Linked DNA regions of Homo sapiens: region 1 is linked to region 2. A link is a loop called in an ENCODE intact Hi-C map of the cell type or tissue named here. Cell type or tissue: left ventricle myocardium inferior. All regions are shown on one strand. Region 1 overlaps STT3B (STT3 oligosaccharyltransferase complex catalytic subunit B). Region 2 overlaps OSBPL10 (oxysterol binding protein like 10).

Region 1 (8,000 bases), 140 kb before region 2:
AGATGATTTAGGCTATCTGGTGGAAGAAATTTTTAAGCAGCAAAGCATTCAAAAGGTGACTTGGGTACTGTTAAAAAGCATTCCATTTTTAAAAGGGAAACAGAGCATAAAAGTTTGGGAAGTTTGCAGCCTGACAATGCAATAGAAAAGCAGAACCCATTCTCTGAGGAGAAATTGAAGCAGGCTGCAGAAATATGTGTAAGTAACAAAGAGCCAACTGTTAATGCCAAGACAGTGGGGGAAATGTCTCCAGGGCATGTCAGAGACCTTTGCAGCAGCCCCTCCCATCATAGGTCCAGAGGCCTAAAGGAAAACATGGTTTCATGGGCCAGGCCCAGGACCCTCCCTGCTGAGTTTTGCCTAGGGACTTGGTGCCCTGTGTCCCAGCTGCTCTAGCCATGGCTAAAAGGGGTTAAGGTACAGTTCAGACAATGGCTTCAGAGGTTGCAACCTGTAAGTCTCGGCAGCTTCCACATGGTGTTGAGCTTGCAGGTGCACAGAAGTCAAGAATTGAGGTTTGGGAGCCTCCACCTAGATTTCAAAGAACGTATGGAAATGCCTGGATGTCCAGGCAGAAGTTTGCTGGAGAGGTGGGGCCCTCAAAGAGAACCTTTGCTAGGGCAGTGTGGAAGGGAAATGTGGGCTTGAAGCCCCCATACAAAGTCCCCACTGGGGCACTGCCAAGTGGAGCTGTGAGAAGAGAGCTACCGTCTTCCAGACCTCAGAATGGTAGATTCACTGACAGCTTGCACCATGCGCCTAGAAAAGCTGCAGACACTCAATGCTAGCCCATGAAAGCAACCAGGAGGGAGGCTGTACCCTGTAAAGCCACAGGGGCAGAGCTGCCCAAGACCATGGAAACCCACCTCTTGTATCAGCGTGACCTGGATGTGAGACATGGAGTCAAGGGAGATCATTTTGGAGCTTTAAGATTTGACTGCCCTGCTGGATTTTGGACTTGCATGGGACCTTCAGCGCCTTTATTTTGGCCCATTTCTCCCATTTGGGCTGGGTGTATTTATCGAGTGCCTGTACCCCCATTGTATCTAGGAAGTAACTAACTTGCTTTTGATTTTACAGGCTCATAGGCAGAAGGGATTTGCCTTGTCTTGGATGAGACTTTGGACTGTGGGTTTTTGTGTTAATGCTGAAATGAGTTAAGACTTGGGACTATTGGGGGACTATTGGGAAGGCATGATTGGTTTTGAAATGTGAGGACATGAGATTTGGGAGGTGCCAGGGCAGAATGTATGGTTTGGCTGTGTCCCCACCCAAATCTCATCTTGAATTGTAGTTCTCATAATTTCCACATGTTGTGGGAGAGACCCGGTGGGAAATGATGCATGGGAGTGGTTTTCCCCATACTGTTCTCCTGGTGGTGCATAATAACTCTCACAAGATCTGATGGTTTTGTAAGGGGAAACTCCTTTCGCTTGGTTTTCATTTCTCTCTTGCATGCCACCTTGATTGTGAGGCCTCCTCAGCCACATGGAACTGTGAGCATTAAACCTCTTTTTCTTTGTAAATTGCCTAGTCTCAGGTATGTCTTTATCAGCAGTATGAGAACAGACTGATCCAAGTGTTATATAATTGAATAAATGTATATAGTTGAAAAAGTCAAATACTACAGGGTTTATAGCAAATAAAACGTTGATTTCCTGTTTTTTGTTGTTTTTGGGGGGTTGTTGTGGTTGTTGTTGTTTGTAGAAATGGTAGGGGGATCTCATTAAGTTGCCCAGGGTGGTCTCGAACTCCTGGGCTGAAGTGGTCCTCCCACCTCCGCCTTCCAAAGTGTTGGGATTACAGGCGTGAATCACTGTGCCCAGCAGCATTTTATTTAATATAGCTACATTTTGTTGCCACAAAATATTTGGGATTACACCCCAGTATTTACAGTGGTATTCAGTATGTAATTAAACAAGTAGTTTTGATGGTTTTGATCCTAAGGTATTGAAAACAATAAGAGGCTGTACAGTTTTATGTTTGTGGCAGATAAAGTTTTATCAAGACAAGATTCCATCTTCTACAGATGCAATATTATTATTTGCATTAATTGTTTTGCCTTTACTGTTTATTGTACCTTCAAGGTAGGTGAGCCAAGAGCAGACAGGCAAACGGGACTACAATAACTACACTCCTCCGCCCCTATTTTTTCCATAGGTTTTCATTTAAAATTAGAAGTTTCAGTGTTGATTACATAAAGTGAGTTTTCAAGATGAGTGTTGTAACAGGCACTGAAGCTAGTTATTGGGGGAAAGAGATGGGATTTTCCTTAGATCGGTTTACAATATTTATGGATCTTCTTTGCAGCTTTGCCAGTGGATATTTTAGAGGTTATTGGGGTTGGGGGAAACTGAAAGTTCAAACACAAAGGGAAGATGGTATTGCTTGCACCACCTATGCTGCTAATATGACTCATTGTGTAGTTCACAAGGATTAGTCCTCCAGTATCTCCTTATATTAAAACTCGGGATATTTAGAGCAAGGATCTCACCTGTGTTGTAGCAATAATCATTGGCCTGATCAAAAAGGCTTTCAGTGAATAGAAACAGTCTTCATGTTCTACAGGCCAACCATTATCTAGAAGAATAGACCTGAGTGAGATTTCCTTTAAAGGTCTATTCTTCTCATTGAGAAATGTGTGTTTCATAGTCCAGAAGAATTAACTCCTGCATAGAAGTAGTTATGGATTCTTCATGGTATCAGTTAAATGAATTTAGGAGCCTACTACAGTAGTAGTCGACAATAAGAAAAGGATGTGTTGGCCAGGTGCAGTGGCTCACGCCTGTAATCCCAGCACTTTGGGAGGCTGAGTTGGGTGGATCACGAGGTCAAGAGATCGAGACCATCCTGGCCAACATGGTGAAACCCCATCTCTACTAAAAATACAAAAATTAGCTGGGCTTGGTGGCATGCACCTGTAGTCCCAGCTACTCAGGAGGCCGAGGCAGGAGAGTTGCTTGAACCTGGGAGGCGGAGGTCGCAGTGAGCCGAGATCATGCCACTGCACTCCAGCCTGGCGACAGAAAAAGACTCTGTCTCAAGAAAAGAAAGAAAAGGATGTGTTAAGAAGAACCAAAACGTTTTTAGTGGCAACATGACTTGTGGTAACAGGATTTGTGATTTCCTGTAGTTTAAATCTTTTTTTATTTTTTGTTTGTTTTACTCTCTTCTTTATGAGTGAATTAAATTTGCTGGTATTTGTCTTTTACTACTTCTTGATATGTTAGGTATAGTCACTACTTAGCTCTAGAAGCTACTGAGGATCATTACCTAACACCTCTTAAGTTACATAAAAATTATATATTCCATGAGTTTTTCATAGTCTCCAAACACACCACACATACAGTACCTTTGTAATTTCACTATATTTTAATATTATTTCATTAAACATTGCCAGAATTAAATGAATTGTTCCCACAGGGTAGAACTTAAACCAAGATGTACTTTGTTTAGATTTGTTTTTTCATTTTAGTTATCAGTACCAGATACACTTGCTGAGTTTGTTTTTTTGTTTTTTTGTTTTGTTTTGTTTTGTTTTGAGACAGAATCTCACTCTGTCACTCAGGCTGGAGTGCAGTGGTGCCATCTCGGTTCACTGCAACCTCTGCCTCCTGGGTTCAAGCAATTCTCCTGCCTCAGCCTCCTGAGTGGCTGGGACTACAGGCATGTGCCACCACACCTGGCTAATTTTTGTATTTTTAGTGGAGATGGGGTTTCACCGTGTTGGGCAGGCTGGTCTTTAACTCCCAAAGTTCTGGGATTACAGGCGTGAACCACCACACCCGGCCACACTTGCTGTTTTAAAAATGTTGTGATTAAGTATCTCTACTGAAGTGTTTTGAACACGTAAGTAATTTCTTGCTGCTTTTACAAGTCTGGAGTTTGTAAAATATAAGTTTCAGTGATTCATTCTCAACATAGTTTATAATGAGCATTGTCCTTGGAAAAGAGAAATGATTTTTATCATTATGTATGCCTGTTAAGTTAATCATATATTTCTCTGCTGGTCAAGAAGAATCAGTGTTTTGTGTTTTTTTGTTGTTTTATTCTTTAATCCATGTTTCTTACTATTCTTTATCCTGCATATCTACCAGGGTTCACAGTAACCAGAAGTGATTACAAAGAAATAAAATATCTTTAGTATTCAAAGCCTTCATAAGCCTTTAATCATATTTGTTTATAATAAAGCAAAATTGGTTGGATTTTAAAGTATCTACCCGTTGTGTGTGTTTTGGCTAATACTATTTTGGTTGAGAGAGAGCAAAGCAATTCAAAAATGCTAATGTGATTTAACATGGGTTAAAGTTAATGGGAATATAGTATTTGCATAACCTTTTCTAACTTTATTTACATAAAAAGAAGTATAACAATAACTTAAAAGTGTAAAGAGCACTGTCAATGTAAGCTGCAATGCCTTATCAGAGAGAAGGTACTTAAAGATTGCTTTGGGGAACAGCAAACTTCTTCAATACTTAAAATTTCATTTGAATTTGAGTCAGACTTTTCAGTGCCTTTTCTTTTCTAGAATAATTCACTTGAGCACATTAAGTCAAGGACTATGGTATATTTCTTCTCTATATCTGTCTCGTCCCACCCTTGGATATAAAATATTTCCAAGAATGTAGACATCTTTAGGTTCTGTTGAGATTATTACTTATCTGTCCCAGATGAGAGATTTTCTTTGGTTAAGAATAAACAGAATAATAATATATGTGTGTGTATATGTATATACATATCTTTCTAATGGTAATTTTTTGTGGAATTTTTCTCACACATTGGAATTATCATCTCCAGTAATGAATGCCAGTAACTGTGCATCCACAGGATGGCAGTGTGGTAACATTTTCATGATGTAATAAATGATTTACAACACTATTGGTATCATGTATTTCCTTAGAGCTCACCACTTTGATGGAATGCTTTATTCTTCTAACTTAAAGGGTAAGAAAAGTAGGTTTACATGGATGGATAGAAAATTGTAATAGATGGGTATAGTAGTTTAGTTAGGGTTCTTAAAGAGTTCATTGGAAGGAGAATTGGTAGAGAATGATGGCTATGGGTTTGTCTTGTTGAGGTCTTCTGAAAACACTAGAGAACAGTACCAGACATTAATTACCTCTTCGAAGTCCATGTCAAGAAAAGAAGAGATCTTAAGTTTTATAGAGCCTTTCCCCCACCAAATGTCACATGACCTTTCTTCCTAATATTATGGTTATTTGTTTACATCTCTGATTTTTAGCAATTTATCTGACTCTTAGAGGGTAGGATTGATCTTAATGGGATTTTCTGTTTTTAGAATATATTGACCATACTCAAGTTAATGTTTAAATGCATAAATTGAAGAGGTAATTTCTAAACATATATTAGATGCTGTAGTACAAAGTCTGGCAAAAAGCGTATGTTTTCATTTTGCAGTGGAGATTGTGTTTCTTTATTTATTTTGAGATGGAGTTTCGCTTTTGTTGCCCAGGCTGGAGTGCAGTGCGATTTCAGCTCACTGCAACCTCTGCCTCCCCAGTTCAAACGATTCTCCTGCCTCAGCCTCCCAAGTAGCTGGGATTACAGGCACGCGCCACCACACCCAGCTAATTTTTGTAATTTTAGTAGAGACGGGGTTTCTCCATGTTGGTCAGGCTGGTCTCAAATTCCCAACCTCAAGTGATGCATCCGCCTCAGCCTCCTAAAGTGCTAGGATTACAGGTGTGAGCCATCATGCCTGGCCAAGATTGTGTTTATTTTTAAGAATTGAGTTACTTCACCATTTTTTTTACTCAGATGTATCTAATTTCTTATTTTCTATGTCTTAAAATGTAGATTTGTAAATGAGATTTAAATTGAGATATAGCAATATATGTGTAATTTTACAAATTCAAGCAGAGCAGTCAGTATTAAGCAAGGTATTTGTTGTATTTGACATATTATCTGGCAAGCAATCTTCAACTTTATTTAATGGAAGTACAAGTTGAGTACTCCTAATTTGAAAATTCAAAACTTTCTGAGCACCAATATGATTCTCAAAGGAAATATTCACTGGAGCGTTTCCTGTTTTGCATTACCAGTTTGGGTATGCTCAGCTATTAAGTATAATGCAAATATTCCAAAAATCCAAAAAACTTCTAGTCCCAAGCATTTTAGATAAGGGATATTCAAATTGTGTCTATCCGTGCACTGAAGAGTGTTATGACATAAAACACATACCTCCAATATGTAAACATCTCAGGTTCAGTGATCCAAAAAATGTGAAAAATAGGTACTTGGGTCCAGTTCTCTTAAAAGTAAATGCTTATGTTTGGATTGTTGTAGATACCACGTTTATCAGATTTGTACCATTGGTGCTGGTAAGTGGGTATGAATGAGACTAATTGGGATAGAGGAAGTTTCAAGGTAAAATACTGTTGAAAACTTGTCTGTTTCTATTAGTTTATCTTTAGCATTAACCTATGTTTACCAAATAATACAAATTAAAGTCCCACCTGGGCTTTTTCATTTCCTATTTTCTTTTTCTTGAACTCTCCATCACTCTTATTATTAACTTAAACTCTAGTGCATCTGCTTCTGTATAAAATGTTTTCTACTTTACTAATGATAGTAAATATCTCTGAGAAGTTGCAGGGAAGTGCTGAATTGAGAGTATTATCGGGTCTCCTCTTTTCAAATACGCCTGGAAATGAATTTGAGCAAATGTCTAAGATGAAACTTCATCTGTAGTTACCAAACATGATTGCTAAAATTTTTACATTGTCAAGCAAAGTGTGGCTCCATTTGAAGAGAAAGTATGAATATGACTATGAATATGTATTTGTGTACCCATATACCTGCTAGTGATTATTTCTGGAGAATGTGACTTAGAGGGAAATAAATAGGGTGGAAACTTTTTCACTTTTTACTTTAAGACAAAAACAACATCTATTACCTTTGCAATTGAACCAATTATCCATACAGACAGATGCAGATTTGTGGTTACCATGGGCTGGAAATAGGACAGAATGTGGAGTAGTAAGAGCTTAGTGAGTGTAGGGTTTTGTTTTGGGGTAATGAAAATTCTTTAGGACTATAGAGGGGTAGTGGTTGCACAACCTTATGCGTGTACTCAATATCCCTGAATTTGTTCTCTTTAAAATGGTTATGTCATGTGACTTTCACCTCAATTTTTTTAAGAAGGCTTTTTCATTCAGTTTGTATCATTTCTTATATTAAACCTAAATTCTGTGGCAGTGTTACAGCATTCAGTGTTTATTTGTACTTAGAAGAAAGAAATCCAGCTTCAGAAGTGATTGTCGTGTTTCAACATAAGTGGACTTAGCTATAATAAAAACATAAATGACATAAGGTTTTCTCAGGCCTAGTCAGTTTCTAGTTGTGCCTTTGTGTGTTCAGTGTTTGTCTAGGATTTGACTTCTCAGCTCTGGATATCTGAAAGGCCTGTTGATCATAGAATCTTAGTTTATAATTGTTGGGAGGGATCTACAAATCTTGTCCAACCCACATTCTATAGTGAGGAAACTGAAGCTTTTGCTGTTAAGTAGTTGTAAGATTACATAGTGATCTTCTTCTCAGTTTTTAATTTTCTTTATACTTTAGTATGCATGGTTCTTTTTTTTTTCTCTCTCTTTCCTGCCTCTGTGACTCTCCTTTATCAGGGCTTCAACAGGCTGATTTGTTTAAAAAAATAATTTGTAGACATTTCGGGTCATGTGACGGGGAAATTTTTGTTTAACTTTGATTACATTTGGGTTTGGGTACGTCATAGAGGGTAATTCCATTCCAACATTAATGTGTTTGGAAAGAACGTTATCTGATGGATTATGTCTGTTGTCTTCTAGACATCTGGTCCTCCATTAGCTTGAGGTCAGTGGAAACTTTACTTACTTTGGTCCTTCCTATTAAATTTATGAGCTTCTTACTGTCTTCCTAACACTGTGGTCATCTCTTATCATATAGATTGTGAGGCAACTTAATATTTGAACCAGTAGCCCCTAACTTCCTTCTCTAGATGG
Region 2 (8,000 bases):
CCACTGCACTCCAGCCTGGGCGACAGAGCAAGACTCAGTCTCCAAAAAATAAAAAATAAAAATTGCACCTCCAGCCCAATCCCAGGCACACCTATCTTCCTTACCAACCTCATTATTCTCCACAGCATTTACCTCCTTCCAAACTAACTTGTAATTTCCTTATTATATTCATTTATGCTAGTGTGCAAGCAGGAATCATTATCTGTGTTGTCTGCTGATGTATCCCAAGTACTGTAAGTACCTACCTATTGAATGAATGAATCCAAGTTTCCCTCCTCTCACAGAAGTGCAAGAGAATCCATTTATGACACTCTACAGAATACTTGATGAACATAATATGGCTGAAGATTTAGTAACAGATAATACCTCCATTATCAGTTTGCCAAGAAGTACTGCCAACTAGTTAAATTTAACTTCAAACAAGATAAAACGTCTATGTATTCTCTGACATTTGTATGTATAAATGCTAACAGGGAGAAATGGATTTCGAGCTATTTGTAGTCAGCATTTCTGTAAATTCCTACCATAAAATCCTGTCTTAGAAAAATGCACTGAAAAGAAAGAAGAAATCATGATGAAACATGATGCATTATGTTTTTATTATTATGAATGATGCCATAATCTTAAGATTTTATTCACCTTAAGAGAAAAGGTGAATAAAATCAAGCCATAAACTATACGGTATATACTCATTTCTAATCAACAAAAAGAACTATATTCCAATTATACAGTATAGGATAATTATTATTTCATAAACAGAAGACATTATGAAAATCTTAGATAATAAAAACACGAAACCGGCTTAGAGAATATTCTTCTCTATTACAACAGATGCACGTGCTCAGAGATGAAATCCACATACTAGCTCTCTAAAAAAGCATTCAGGCCAGGCGTGGTGGTTCACGCCTGTAATCCCAGCACTTTGGGAGGCCAAGGAGGGCAGATCACTTGAGGCCAGGAGTTTGAGACCAGCCTGGCCAACATAACAAAACCACATCCCTACCAAAAAAAACAACAAAAACAAACAAACAACAACAACAAAACAACAACAAAAAACAAAGTTAGACAGGCATGGTGGTGCACCTGTGGTCCTAGCTACTCAGGAGGCTGAGATGGGAGGATCTCTTGAGCCCAGGGGGTGGGGCTGCAGTGATCTGTGACCACACCGCTACACTCCAGTCTGGGCGACAGAGTGAGACCTTGTCTCAAAATAAATAAATAAACAAACAAACAAACAAATAAAATAAAATAAAATAAAATAAAATAAAAATAAAAAGTATTCATCCGTATTTACTGAGAGCCGATTGCCAATAGCAACGGCAGGTAGCCTTTAAAGGCAGTGGGGTTTGGCAGTTACGATGGCTGGGGAAGAACTACGGCACTGAAAGCATAGAGCCCAGGAGTGCTAAATGTCTCTTGAATCAGGGCACAGTCCTGTACAACAAAGAACACTGCCGTTTAAAATGCTAACAGTGCCCCTTGAGTAACCCTTTGCTAGAGACACATCAGTAACCAGGCACCTCATGGCTTTTGACTTCTTTCTTGAGAAACTGAATGCTAAAAATAATACAAGCTTTACAGTGATTGGCACACAGTAGACACCTCCTAAAGATTCGTTTTCTTCTCATTTTCCATGAGATGTGAAACAGAACTCTAGTCTTTAATGACACAATCAATGCCAATCTTCACTTTACGTTAGCTTCATCAGAATCCAAAAGAAGTTGAATGAACCCTGAAAGAAATGTAGGATTTCTAGCCTTGGAGCTGTGCATCACAGTTATTACTGCTCCAACACTTGCTAAGACTGGGAGGCACTGATGAAGACTCTTCATCAGACTTCCGAAGAACAAGTTTTAGCTATGTCCATCTCTCTCTCATTTTAATTAAGGGCACATGTGAGAAGATAAATGTGGTACCGAAAGGCTGAATGCACCAAAAATATCAACAGCAAATTCTTAAAGAGGGTTCCTTCTCCCCTTCAAGGTGCCTACCAGCTTATCAACAAAGGAGCAAAGCCCAACCATCAACAAACAGACTCACCTAGATCTCCCAGCCTTTAAGAAAATGTTGAACCATTTACTTTAATTACGAAGTTTCAAATTATAACCCCAAATACTTCCTCCAAGGCACACCAACATTAATCATCCATGATTGTTTAAAAACAAACAAACAAAAAGCACAAATTTCATTTCTTTCTGGAATTTAGCTTCCACGATCAAGGCATCATGATGTTGTAACATGGGCACAAAAACAGAGCCCCAAATTAAATTTCAGAGATACAATCACCTGAAAATATCAACTCTGAGGTTGTAAAAGAGATGAAACGTAGGTCAAGTTGAACTTCACAGATAAGAAACTTGTCAGAGAGGGAATAAAAATTCTATGGCCTGTTTCTTGCACTATAAACAATAACACATGCGTTACAAAATCAAATCATAGGAGTTAATGTTAATAGCATCAGTGGCTGCAGAAGAAGAAAAAAACAAGTCAAAAAAGCTGAAACGAAGATGCAAAGATCAAAAACCAATGATATCTAGCTCAACAAGTTTAAATCTGGGTAAAGCAAGGGCTGCGGGAGACAGCAAGAAGATAAGGGCCTCATTTGTCTTGACTGCTTCGGATTTTTCTGAGCTGTAAACCCTGTGCAGTTTCAGAGGCACCTGCAAAGTCCAATCCTGATGGGTCAGGTGTCAACAAATTTGACAACTTCAGTCACTCCTCCATTACTCTCCAAAAGCTCAGCATGAAGCAGCTCCTAAACAAACATTCCTAATCCTAAAGGAACCAAAGCTGCTTGTCTTGTTGGCAGAGCCTCAACCGGTGCCCCAGTGCCTTCAATTACTCAATCTGTCTGGCTTGGAAGGAGACCATACAATTTGATGCCACATACAAGATGGCCTTGGTTTGGCATTTCTCTTCAGTCTGGTGGAATTCCTGAGTCCCTGCTAAGTTCCCCTCTGAGTCAGGGGATCAGTCCTTGGTTAACGTAGGCACTTTTTCACTTGGCCAATGTCCTCACCTAAGCTTTAAAGCTGTGCTTCAAGGATTTTTTTTTTTTTTTTTTTAGACAGAGTTTCAATCTTTATTGACCAGGCTGGAGTACAATAGCTTGACCTCAGCTCACCGCAACTTCCGCCTCGCCTCCTGGGTTTAAGTGATTCTCCTGATTCAGCCTAGCTGGGATTACAGGTATGCACCACCACGCCCGGCTAATTTTGTATGTTTAGTAGAGACAGGGTTTCTCCATGCTGGTCAGGCTGGTCTCGAACTCCTGACCTCAGGTGATCTGCCCGCCGCAGCCTCACAAAGTGCTGGGATTACAAGTGTTACCCACCATGCCCGGCCGCTTTATGGATCATTAAACCAAAACCACACACACACACAAACAGCTTACTGTCTGCCTTAACATGGCTGCTTTATTATCCTATTCCACTACTCTCAGGAGCAATACTTTAATTTTCCAGGGGACTCCATCCCAGAAATGGTTTGATGATTCATTACAGGAACTTCCCCAAATGTTCATCAACGCTTTAATAAAAACCATCAACACTCTGCCCTCTAAAAGTCTTTGAATGCCTTGCCTCAAAATCCTTGCCTTGTTGTTTTCACTAATTCTGAACTGTTAAATCTTGATTCTTAATCTTAATCCTAATCAAGTCTCCACATTGTATACCAAACTTCCAGTTCTTGATAAATTCTGACCTTGCCTTCCCCGCTTGGAGACAGAGCCAGTGCCCTGTGGAGGTGGTGTTCTTCCTCACAGTGGCAAACAATAAAGTCAGCCTTGTTTTATTAACAAATTGTAAGTTGATATGTGGAGAGCTGGCTTTCCAATCCACAACCCCCTTCTCCAAACATCTGAGTGTTGGGGCACAGTCAGTCCTGGTCTCACACCTGAACAATTTTGTCTTCTCTCAATGAGCTGCCGACTTTTTCTACCTGACATTCTACCTTCGCCCTTTAATTCCCAGCCTATGTCTCTTGTTCTACACCTCCTGGCACAACATACACCTAAAATGATAGCCCTCCAAGCGTTCCCTTTAGGCAAGGTCCTGAGCCCCTGGGGACACTGCTCCTCATACCCACAAACACAATCCTGTGTAGGCCAGTCCCAAACAGTTCGTGACTGCCAAGTATCTGTTAAGCCTGTTTTAGTGAGTGGAGAAAGAAAACCCCCAACTAGTGTACAGAACTTCCAAAAACACATTTCTCTCAGTAGGGCTAAGAGAGTGACGGTGGCAATAACGGACAAGATGAGCGGAAGGAAGAGGGATCCAGCTCCAGTGGAGAGAGGGTGCTGGCTAAACAGATGACAATGTTACAAAGAAAAAGAAGAAAGGAAAAGACACAGAAAGAGAAGGGAGAAACCAATATAAGAAATATCACACTGTATACTATAAACCAAAGGAAACAAACAAACAAACAAAAGGTAAACAGGCGGCAGGATCTCAAAAACAGTGACCACTAGGTCGTCAATGAGCTTACTGCAGGAGTCTGCAGACTTCTGTAAAGGGCCACATGGTAAACACTTTAGGTTTTGCAGACCGTATGTTCTCTGTGGCAACTACTCAACTCTGTCACTGTAGCTTGAAAGCAGCCAGAGGCAATGAATAAACAAATGGGCATGGCTGTTTTCCAGTGAAACTAATATTTTTATTCACTCTCAGTTTCGGTGTCAGATAAGATCTTTTCTCACTCATGTTGTGATTGTCCTGGTTCTTGATATGACTGATGATTTTCAACTCTACCCTAGATATTTTGGTTATTATGTTAGGGGACTCTGGGTCCCATTTGCTTTTTTTCTTTTTTAGGCTGGAAGTCTCATGTTTAAGTTTAGAACATAGGTCCTGGCCTGCTTGTATGGGCTGTGGTTCCAATGACAATCTCATTTCAGAGCCATTGTGGTACTATTTTGATTTGCTTGCTTCATCTCCTGCCTCTGGAGCCTCTACTGGTCCCTGTTAGTGTTACCAAAGGGGACAGAAAGAGCTTCCCCAGACCTCTGACTGGTGCCTCTAGTCGAAAGAATGGAGTTTCCAGCCTTCCAGGATGGGAGCAGGATTACCCTTGCTCATGCCCATAGCTGCACCTTGCCCCCAACTCTGGGTAGGAGGGGAGTCTCAGGCCCGAAGTCATTTTTTTATGCCTAACGGTATAATAGTCTGCTTTCCTTTCAAAGATGTGTAAGTGTAGACACCCTATTTCCACTTCCAAGTTGAAGACTGCTTCATAAGCAGATCTAACTGGCCGGTTGGAAGTTGTACTAATCTTTTTGGTAATAGAATCTATTCTCCCTTTCAGGAAATTGGCAGAAGAGATGCATTCATTATTTCTAGATATTTACCTGCTTTCTGGATTCATACTTACTTTGCTTTGGACTTCATGGTGTCATTATTGAGGCTGACCGTCACTAAGTGACTTAAGCCATGATCCCAGGTTTTTCTGTCCACCCTTGCCCCTGGAAGGCAGGACAGGCTAATGGCATTTTGAAGTTCAACAATTTGACACTTTATCATGTGAGATGAGAGGGATGGAACAAAAGAGTGGTTGAAAGGACAACCCAAAGACCCAGAACATCCAAAGCTTTTTCTGGTCCTTCCATGGTTTGAGTTGGTATCAAGAAATCTCCAGTGTTGTCTCTAAACCAGGCCATGCTGTTGAGGGCAAAAGGTAAATGCAAAATTCTGAATTGCACCTACACACTCAAAAGACACTTTCTGAAGATGGGGGGAGATAAGCCTTCTGCAGTTCCAAGAAACTGATTCCTTTCTGTCATTTCTTCACCTTTGGCTTTTCTACAATCATTGCCTTACCACTCCCAATAGTAACACCACACTGCACAAACATAAAATGCAAATTTTATCTTTACAAACTCCTTAGGAGGAAACCGTTACTGAGATCCTCAAGAAATGTGAGATCATAACACAACTTATCGTACGGGTCTGTCAAGTCTGCTTCTTGGCAGGCAGGAAACCTGAGTTCAGAGAAGCTGAATGACTCTGCCAAAGTCACAGCTTCACTTTCCTGGCAAGGCATAATTCACCATTAGTCCTCCGGCTCCACTTCAGCGCCCTTTACACTCTGACACATGCTCCTGTGGACTTCCTCGTATTTCTTTCATATATTCTAGAAGCAAAAAACTATCTCCTGCCTCAGAAAACAACAATGAGAAGGTTCCTTCCTTTCCACTGTCCCTCAGCCCACCCATTCTCACCATCTGGAAACCAGCTTTTTTGGTTTTGCTTTCCGATTACAAAAGGCTGGCTCATTCCATCAACAACCATCCCAACAGAATCAGACAGTAAAGACAGTTATAAAGAAGGAAGTAAAGTTACCTGTCATCCCACTTCCTGGAGATAAGTGCTGTTAACATTCTGGTATTATTCTGACTCTTTTAATTTATATCTACACACACAGAGGTATATTATTTTATCTTAAAAACATCACCCCTTATATATAATTGTATAACCTTTGATCACTTTAGAATGTATCATCTCTAACACTTGGGACATACTTCAAAATAACCCAATGGGGGTAAAAGAGCAAGGATGAAACAATATTGGCTTTGGGGGTAGCTAAAGCTGTTGATGGGGACATGGAAATTCAACATGATCTTCTCTAGTGTATTTACATTTGAAATTTTTCATAACAACGATGTCTTTTAAAATAGGGGGAAACCTCCTCTTGGCTTTCACATTTTAAATCTTAAATGTTACTATTGCAGGCCGCAGGCATGACAGGCAATGAGCAGGTGAAGAACCAATGGAAAAGTGTTCAGAAACTCCTGCGTTAGCTAACAGGCTTCTGAATGTATCACTGTAGTCCACAGAGAAGGCTGGAGGAGGTAGCAAGGAGATGCTGTAACAGCTGCTACAGCCTTAAAACAAAGTTGGTGTCTCTCTGGACTTTAAAATTGTTCCTATGCAGCTTATTTTTGTTTAACCAAATAAACATGAGGGTTTTTCCGTGAAAATTAAATAAAATAGGGGGAAAATATATTTTTATGATTGAAATGTATCCTTCACCAAATTCATATGCTGAAGTCCTAATTCCCAGTATCTTAGAATAGAACCCTATTTGGAGATTGGTTCTCTATAAAGGGAATCAAGATAAATAAGATCTTGAGGGTGGTCCCTAATCCGGTATGACTGGTGTTCTTATAAAAAGGGGAAATTTGGGCCAGGAATAGTGGCTCATACCTGTAAATTCCAGCACTTTGGGAGGCTGAGGCAGAAAGATCACTTGAGGCCAGGAGTTTAAGACCAGCAGTGAAGACATGGGGAGAAGATGATCATCTACAAGCCGACACATCCTTTTCTCATGGTGCTCAGAAGGCACCAACTCTACCAATGACTTGATTTTGGACTTCCAGCCTCCACAACTGTGAGACAATGAATTTCTGTTGTTTAACACACTTTGTCTGTGGTACTTTGTTAATGCAGTACTAGTAAACTAAGAAACACATCACAGACATCTTTCCACACCAATAAACATAGATCTCCTTTTAATGATTGCATGTATAAGAGCTTTTCCTCCAAACAAAGTAGGTCTTGGCTTTAGAACAAAAGTTCCTTCAAAGCAATCTCTATCAGTTTTTCTCATGTAATTTTTGCTAAAGGAAATAGTGAAGTGGAAGAAAGATTTTCAGAATTGTGTAACAGAATATGCTGTAGAAGACCAAAAATATACCACCCCAAAATATAATTATAGAAGACCAGAATATGCCTCCCTAAAATATGCCTCTTTGGCATAAGGATTATTTTGAGAAACTACAGACACCAGAACAGCTCTGAAAACAAAGAAGTTATCCTTTTGTAAGGGAAATTTACATTTATAAAGCAAGTCTCCATTCTCTGAACCAGGAAGATAATAAGGATGACTAAACTATAGAGCCTCATCAATGGAGAAGGCACAAACTTAAAAATCTGCATATCAAAACTTACTAATGTTTACAGTACTTTTCCTGGATACCTCCCCAAAATCTGCCTTCCCCTCACCCT

What was found. Peaks named below come from ENCODE experiments on the same cell type or tissue, not always from the same donor. Only the 100,000 strongest peaks of a DNase experiment are listed, where the experiment ranks them.
Region 1: a loop joins it to region 2, with 2.2 times the contacts of the local background. A loop is called at or near these places in 44 of 110 quality-filtered maps.

Annotation. Positions count from the first base shown.
Region 1 is chr3:31,606,072-31,614,071 of GRCh38, forward strand. All of the region lies in intron 5 of STT3B (STT3 oligosaccharyltransferase complex catalytic subunit B), which reads left to right. Among named protein-coding and RNA genes, the nearest start is that of STT3B, 77 kb to the left of the region's middle. In left ventricle myocardium inferior, a CTCF peak has its summit at 4,829 (motif pointing right); no DNase peak of the experiment used is centred here.
Region 2 is chr3:31,750,140-31,758,139 of GRCh38, forward strand. All of the region lies in intron 4 of OSBPL10 (oxysterol binding protein like 10), which reads right to left. Among named protein-coding and RNA genes, the nearest start is that of OSBPL10-AS1, 50 kb to the left of the region's middle. In left ventricle myocardium inferior, no CTCF peak of the experiment used is centred here; no DNase peak of the experiment used is centred here.